Regions from separate parts of the Homo sapiens genome. Here region 2 is linked to region 1. Evidence: chromatin contacts called from ENCODE Hi-C or POLR2A ChIA-PET data. All regions are on one chromosome and are shown on one strand. The core of a region is the stretch at or near the end of the contact, and the rest is flanking DNA. Distances in the headings are between cores, read along the strand shown. Region 1 overlaps LOC105377465 (a long non-coding RNA gene). Region 2 overlaps SMAD1 (SMAD family member 1).

The links. Hi-C counts contacts between places; a loop is a spot of excess contacts on that map. ChIA-PET counts read pairs that join two places held with the same protein, here RNA polymerase II (POLR2A). Pooled maps may share reads with other maps.
Region 2: a pooled map shows a loop between it and region 1 (2.0-fold over the local background). The contact joins two enhancer-like sites. A Hi-C loop is called at or near these places in 1 of 37 single-sample maps with no recorded cell type and 4 of 50 pooled maps. POLR2A ChIA-PET finds 5 or more read pairs at or near these places in 3 of 52 experiments (GM12878, MCF 10A and OCI-LY7).

What each region holds. Positions count from the first base shown.
Region 1 is chr4:145,192,943-145,197,034 of GRCh38, forward strand. It overlaps LOC105377465 (a long non-coding RNA gene), which reads right to left. Exons shown (of 3, transcript XR_939276.1): 3 at 3,803-4,092. Among named protein-coding and RNA genes, the nearest start is that of OTUD4, 14 kb to the left of the region's middle. Within about 2 kb of position 2,794, at least 3 of the 41 ENCODE cell types and tissues checked have a DNase peak (open chromatin) inside an H3K27ac peak, as active enhancers do.
Region 2 is chr4:145,529,159-145,533,047 of GRCh38, forward strand. The region is part of intron 2 of SMAD1 (SMAD family member 1); the gene reads left to right. Among named protein-coding and RNA genes, the nearest start is that of SMAD1-AS1, 14 kb to the left of the region's middle. Within about 2 kb of position 2,258, at least 3 of the 41 ENCODE cell types and tissues checked have a DNase peak (open chromatin) inside an H3K27ac peak, as active enhancers do.

The sequences.
Region 1 (4,092 bases), core at 1,544-4,043:
GGGGGACAGTGGCAGGATCTCAGCTCACTGAAACTTCCACCTCCTGGGTTCAAGCAATTCTCCTGCCTTAGCCTCCTGAGCAGCTGGGATTACAGGCACACACCACCATGCCCGGGTAATTTTTGTATTGTTAATAGAGGCGGGGTTTCACTATGTTGGTCAGGTTGGTCTAGAACTCCTGACCTCGTGATCTGGCCACCTCGGCCTACCAAAGTGCTGGAATTACAGGCGTGAGCCACTGCGCCTGGCCAGAAGACTTAATATTGTTAAGATGGTAATACTACAAAAATCAATCTACAAATTCAACATAATCCCTACCAAAATCCCAGCTACCTTGGCAGAAATTGAGAAGCTAATCCTCAAATTTATATGGAAATGAAGGAGACCCAGAATAGTCAAAACAATCTTGAGAAAGAAGAACAAAATTATAGTATTCATGCTTCTCAATCTCAAAATTATTACAAAGCTACAGTAACCAGGCGTGGTGGCTCACACCTGTAATCCCAGCAGTTTGGGAGGCTGAGGTGGGCAGATTGCCCGAGCTCAGGAGTTCAAGACCAGCTGGACAACATGGTGAAACCCTGTCTCTACTAAAATACAAAAAATTAGCCGAGCGTGGTGGTGTGCGCCTGTAATCCCAGTTACTTGGGAGACTGAGGCAGTAGAATCACTTGAACCTGGGAGGCAGAGGTTCCAGTGAACTGAGATTGTGCCACTGAACTCCAGCCTGGGTGACAGAGCAAGACTCTCCAAAAAAAAAAAAAGACAATTCTTGGGAGAAGATATTTATAAATCATATATCTAGTAAGGGATTTTATTGAGAATATAAAAGAACTGTTACAACTGAATAAAAAGACAGCCCTATTAAAAATAAGCAGTAGATTTGAATAGCCATTTCTCCAAAAAAGATATAAAAATAGCCAATAAGCACATGAAAAGATTTTTCATTACTTATCATGGAAATACAGATCAAAACCGTGATGAGATACCACTTCACACATACTAGGATGGCTATAATAAAAAAGACAGACAATAGCAAGTTTTGGTAAGGATGTGGAGAAATTGGAACTCTCATACATTGCTAGAGGGATTGTAAAACTCTCATACATTGCTAGAGGGATTGTACAGCCACTTTGGAAAACCAGTTTGCCAGTTTCCTAAAATCTGAAATATAGAATTATCATATGATCGAACAATTATACTTCAAGGTATACATTCAAGATAATTAAAAACGTGTCCAGATAAAAACTTGTATACTAATGTTCTTAGCAACATTATTCATAATAGCTGAAAAGTAGAGATAACCCAAATGTCCATCAACTGATGGATGAATAAACAAATATGGTATATCCATATAATACAATTAAAATCAAAGTACAACACAACAACAAAATGGTGAACCTTGAAAATATGCTAAATGAAACAAGCCTGGCACAAAAGGCCACATGTATGATTCCCTTTATATGAAATGTCCAGAAAAGGCAAATCCATAGAGACAGAAAGTAGAGGGAGTTGAGGAGTGGGAGAATGGGGAGTGGCTGTTAATAGGTAAGATTTTTGAGGACAGGTGAAAATATTTTGAAATTAGATCAGGGTAAAAGTTGTGCATCTCTATGAATATGCTAAAACCATGAAATTGTGCACTTTGAAAAGGTGAATTTTGTGAGATATGAATTATACCTCAATAGAGCTGCCATAAAAAATAAATAAAAATGGGCCAGGCATGGTGGGGCTCACACGTGTAATCCTAGCACTTTGGGAGGCCAAGGCGGGCGGATTACCTGAGGTCAGGAGTTCAAGACCAGCCTGGTCGACATAGCGAAACCTCTTCTCTACTAAAAATACAAAAATTAGCCAGGTGTGGTGGCAGGCGCCTGTAATCCCATCTACATGGGGGAGGCTGAGTCATGGGAATTACTTGAACCTGGGAGGTGGAGGTTGCAGTGAGCTGATATGACGCCACTGCACTCCAGCTTGGGGGATAGAGTGAGGTTCTGTCTCCAAAAATATAAATACATAAATAAATAAGAAGTATAAGTATTTCAAATAAACTTAAAAATTAAAAAAAATGCATTTTATTATAGTAATCTCCCCTTACTGGCGGGAGATACATTTCAAGACCCCCAGGGGAATGACTGAAACTGTAGACAGTACCGAAACCTATACGTTCTGTTTTTTTCTATACATATTAATGCATACTTATGATGAAGTTTAATTTATAAACTCGGCAAATAAAATAGAATAATTATAATAAAATACTGTAATAAAAGTTATGTGAATGTGGTCTTTCCCTTTCTTTCTTTGAAAATATCTTATTGTACTGTACCATGGGGAACTGAAACTGCAGAAAGCAAAACCTCAGATAAAGGGAGACTCCTGTATTTGCTGTTGGGTCTACCACAAGGCTCAGTTGTATAAAGTCAGCCACATTTTCTTGTGCCAAAATCTACCATGTTTCCAAACAATTCAGTAAGTGTTTGTTTCATTTTCCCCAATTAGCAAGAACAGTCAACATGTGTAAACTCATTATTTGGTAATATAATAAGCTTGTCTGGTATTATCTTCTAGGATAAATACTTGTAACTATAAATAGCACATTCAGTCTCCTAATTATCCATTTTTATAAAAATCTTATCCATAGATAATCTAAGATGAAGAAGTAGACAATAAAGTACCAAGAAAAAATAAAGCACCAGTAGAATGAGAAAGTGTAGCAGGACATGAACTTCTTGTTTTAATGTTTTCTTTCTCTTTCTTTGCAATAAACACATTCCAGGAAAGGCATGTCTACTGCCACTCCTGAGAATGGAATGAAGGTATTTCCCTTACCTGTTTTAAAGACTGACCACTAGCCTATAAGGCTATTGCTCTAAGCACGAGTTTTAATGAGCCATCAAGATCTATTGTGGGGCCTGGCATGGTGGTGCACACTTGTAATCCAAGCACTTTGGGAGGCCGAGGTGGGTGGATTGCTTGAGCCCAGGAGTTCAAGACTAGCCTGGGCAACATGGTGAAACCTCGTCTCTACTAAAACCACAAAAATTAGCCAGGAGTGGTGGCGCACGCCTGTAATCCCAGCTACTTGGGAGGCTGAGGCAATAAAATTGCTTGAACCCAGGAGGTGGAGGTTGCAGTGAGCCGAGATCACACCACTGCACTCCAGCCTGGGCGACAGAGCAAGAGTCAGTCTCAAAAAAAAAAAAAAAAAAACTATTGTGAAAGAAATTAAGAATAGTCATTTGATTTGTGTGTGACTATGTACAAAAAAAAAAAAAGCAGAAAGCACATGAAGTGAGATGATAGGAACTGGTGATTGGGACATAAACCTAGGAAAAAATGTCACAGAAAGTAGGAGCCTGGTGCGCAAGAAGTGCAGAGTAGGTGGACTATTACACATAAAGTTTTGGTGCCGCAAAAGAAATAGCACTCGAATATAAAATTTTCTTTTTAATTCTCAGCAAGGCAAGTTACTTCTATATAGAACGGTGCGCCCTTACAGATGGAACAATGGTGAGCGCCCAGGTGGACAAGGGAGGGGAAGGGGTTCTTATCCCTGACGAACTTGGCTGCAGCCGCTGTGTCATTCTCCTGTTAGCTAGGGTTAGACCACACAGGCTAAACTAATTCCGATTGGCTAATTGAAAGAGAATGATGGGATGAGAGCTTTGGCGGGAGTCAGGGCAGAGCAGGTAGCAGGTAATCCTAATGAGTTAGAGTGGAGCAGGTGGTCAGAATGAGTTAGGGTGGAGCAGGTGATCAGAATGAGTTAGGGTGGGGTAGGTAATGGAAAAAGGTTGCTTTATGAGGAAGTTAAGTTTAAAAGTAGAAGGCAAAGAATTGAACATACTGACATATTAATTCTTTGAAAATAAATTTAGAACTCCCATCTAACAGGACTAAGGATTACTGTGAGGCTTACTGCCCAACCAGCCCCAAGCCTTCACAGGGGGAGACTCCAGGCTCTTGCACGCATGGACTCTGCTGGCTGGCACAGACCCAGCTTATCAGCAGATCACCATCTGATTCCAGGAGTTTCACTCTGTCCCCAACCAGCCACTCCACATTTACACCGTCTCTGCAGCGGCTTAAGTC
Region 2 (3,889 bases), core at 1,008-3,507, 340 kb after region 1:
GGAACTGAGAAACTAAAACCTGCTTCTGACTGTTACTATACTTCATGTGTGGCTTTTGAAGGTATTTTTTTTTCTCCTGATGTTTTTAGGTTATACCCTGAAGTTTTTTTCTACCTCTAACAACTCTCGAAGTCTCTAATAACAGAGCACCTTCCTTCTGTGGAAGTAAAGCAGATAAATACTTGGCAAAAGAAAGGAAACTACCAGGGTGAAAGTAGGAAGAGAAAAGACAGAGAGGGAACTAGGTTTGACAAACTGCTGTGTGCCACCATTCTTGATTCTCAGAGTGCTGTTAAGGGCTTGCTATCCCTTTGGGGAAACTGAGGTGGGAATTTATGCCACCTAAATTCATACAGCTAAGACCGTGGGCTATCTTGATCCCAAGCCAGTGCTTTTTCCATGACAACATGCCTCTTGACCAAAAAAACTGGGCCCTGTAAATTTTCTGTAAGCTTACTATAAGGCCATGCCAGCCTTTTCCATGTCATTTGGATTTATATCTGTATACTGTCAAAGAATCAGGACCAATACTGTGTAGAGTTTTTTGTAAGTGAAAGGGATGATCTCTAGAAATTTGACTTAAGATGAGAAAAATTGAAGTTCAAGTTCCACAGCTACTTAGAGACATAGATAGGGCCAGACACCTAGCTCTCTTGCCAGTGCATGTAGTAACCATTTGTCTTCCTGTACCTAGGCTGTATTCACCCAGAATTGCTGAAGGTTTTGACTTGTTATATCTGGGATGAGGTATAAGAATCTGCCTTTTTAAATAAGTATCTAATTCAGGTGCAAAGAGTCTGAGGGCTGAACTTTGAGAAAGACTGGTTTATATGAACCCACTTATAGTAGACAGGTCAGGAATAGCAATACAATTTACAAACATATTGAAAAAACATTCATTCTGGACCTATTAGGTGCCAGACACTGGCACCTATTTCCTTTCAAAAGAAAGAAAATCAGTTCTACCCACAAAGGCATTACAGTCCAGGTGAAGTAAAGTCAACTTAGCAATAAAATGTTGCAGATGCTACAATGAAAGTCTGTGTAGGGCACACTGAGGCATAGGGAGGAATTCTTTTCTACCAGGGGTGGATAGAAAGACCGGGAAAGGCACCATGGGAGTGCTGTTAGAACTGAGACTTGGAAATATGGCCAAGTGAGCAAAGGTGCAGAAGTATGAAACTAGCAGATGAAAACTGCAAAAAGCCACAAAGATAGGTTGAAGCAGGAATCTGAACTAGGTTATGGAGTCATAGCAGACGTTCTGTGGGTGCCCAGAGAAGGTATTTTTCAAGAAAATAATCTGTGGTATACAAAAAGAATCATTGGCCTGGCATTATCTAGGAAGTTGGATTCTCAGAAGTTGAGTTAGATTTAGGTGATTTTTAGGTAAATTTAGTGGCTTTTGTTTAATGCTTTATGATATTGTTGAATGAAATTCATTTATCTATGTCAAATTATGTTCACATCTTTGTCTTTTAATATATTTGTACTTGAGTAACTATACTCCCAGAAAGTAAATACTACCGTGTTGCTACCTTTAGGCAAAACTATCATACCTTTTAAAAAGATCTTGCCCCCAAAAAAACAAACAGAAGGATGGAAAAAGAATTTAAAAAACAACTTCCACAGTCTCTTTCCAGTTTTATAGTACTGAGTGATTGTCTAGTGGTTATGAGCAGACCTTGATTCACATCCTGGCCCTCAATTAGCAGCTGTGTGACCTTGCATGGGTTACTTAGCTAGGCTGAGCCTGATCCTTCACCTGTAAAACAGAGATAACTGCTGTGAGGATTTAGTGATAGACACTTTTCCCAATGGGCAAGGACAGTGTCTGTCCTGTTGACTCATACCTGCAGTGCCCTGCATGATGGAGGCATATATGGTACCCAGTGAACCTTATATTATAGACCCTCCGTACTATCACCTCATCACCAATAAGCAGACAAAAAAGTGCCACCACTCAGGGGTTTAGGCTGTTATATATTTTCATTAAAATTTAACCTCTATTGAGGTTCCAAGAATCATTTCTTCAGCGTAAAGTTTCCCTGACATATGCTGAGGTAAGGAATTTTATTTCATAAATGTGTATACTATTAATTTTAAGTGTTCTTACTCTTACCCTTTCCGGCACTTCCTACTTGAAGTGTCTCTGTTTAGAAGGTCACTGAACACACTCTACTGGGGACATCTGTCTCGTGTAGGCATCATATTGGGCACAGCTGCTCTGGCAGCTTGCCCTCCCTTTCTCACAAGAATTGCTGCAGCTGACTGGCTCTGGGGCCATTCTGTCCCTAGCCCTGGGCCTCCTTTCTGCTTGTAGGTGGCCTCACTGAAATGTCCTGAGATTCAACTTAGATGCCATCTGGGGCTGAGCTTTGGACATTACAAAACTCCAGGTGTACATGAGCAGCATTCTCATCCATCAGAAGACTTGCAGAATTTAGAGCAGGAAGACCCTGTGGAGAGCAAGTTTCTTGCTCTTTTGTGTGAGGAAACTGAGTCCCTGAGACATTAAGTGATTGGCTCAAAGTCACAAAGGTGGTTACGGGAGTCAGGACTAGAACTAAGGTGTCTTGACTCTAACCTAAATGCCTTTACCACCTTCTCAGAACTAGAAAGCATTTCTGTACTGCCAGGTAACAGGTAGCTTGTGTCCGTTACTTCTTTTTTTTTTTTCTGTTACTTCTATATGGGCAAACATATATCAGAACTCTCTTGCGTGTTTAAAAAAGAAAAAAGCTGCTTTCTCACGAACATTTGGTGGGTCACAGCCCACGTGGGGATTTGTCAGACTTTGTCTCATTACTAGACTACTTTACCACTGACAACTTGGTGATAGAATTTCAAGCAGTACTTCAAAATCTTAAAAAAGCTCTCACATCTAGAGTTTACAGGAATCCTTTCCAGAGCTCAGCCCCTCTCTACAATTTTAACTGTTCTTTTTCATGCTTTTCCGTGTACCTTAGCAACGCTGAAAAGCTGAGTATAATAGCAGAATCACAAATATCTCTGAAACTTTTGCTTCCTGAAACATTCTTAGTTGGGTTTCCCTGTTGACTGGAAAAGGGATTTTATTTTTAACAGAGATGCACAGTTTGAAAAGCAGAGTTAACGTCACTGAGAAAAGGCAGAAATCTGAAGATTTTTTTCTCCTGAGAGAAAAGGAAAAGAGATCAGGAAAAGAAGATAGCTTCAGCCTTTTAAAGACATAACACAATTAGACATTTTCAAATGGGTGGAGAGGATTGGTGAAATCACCTAGGGGCGTTTTTTCAGAATATATTTGAGGGGTTAGGGTGGGAGAAAAGATTTGGGTTTTTACCAGAGTTAGAGCTCCTAGGATACAAGAAGGACATACATGGTCTGATTTTTAAATAACTCGGAAGAAATTCATGTGTACAAAGAAAGATGTTTTAACATTGGGCTCTTCTTTGAAAGCAGATTCTTATTCAAATTAACCAATAGGAGCAGCCCTTAAAGAGGGAAGTCCCACACTTTAGCCATATTTTGAAGTTACCAAACAAGGGTCACCTTAGTGCACTAAGAAAGTGGTTCCCCAGAAAAGTCTACGTTCCCATATTTGTTTTCCATAAAATAGGAACAGCCCGAGACATAGAACAAGTCAGAGGGAAACACTGCTCACCCTCTCTCCCTTCCTATTGGTGATCTGAGTTGGGCCTGCAGTTTGCAAATCCTCATTCTTTAGGCTGGTAAATCTCTCACCCAAGAAATGAGAATTGCACAAAGAAAGTGTGCTTAAACATGAATAATTATCTGAATGTTTCTTCTTTCCTTTTTGCCTAATAGAAAACATATTTTAATTATTCTTTACTGAAATCTTGCTGAAATGAAAGGAGCATGAAGTGGGGGTAGAGCGAGAGACATC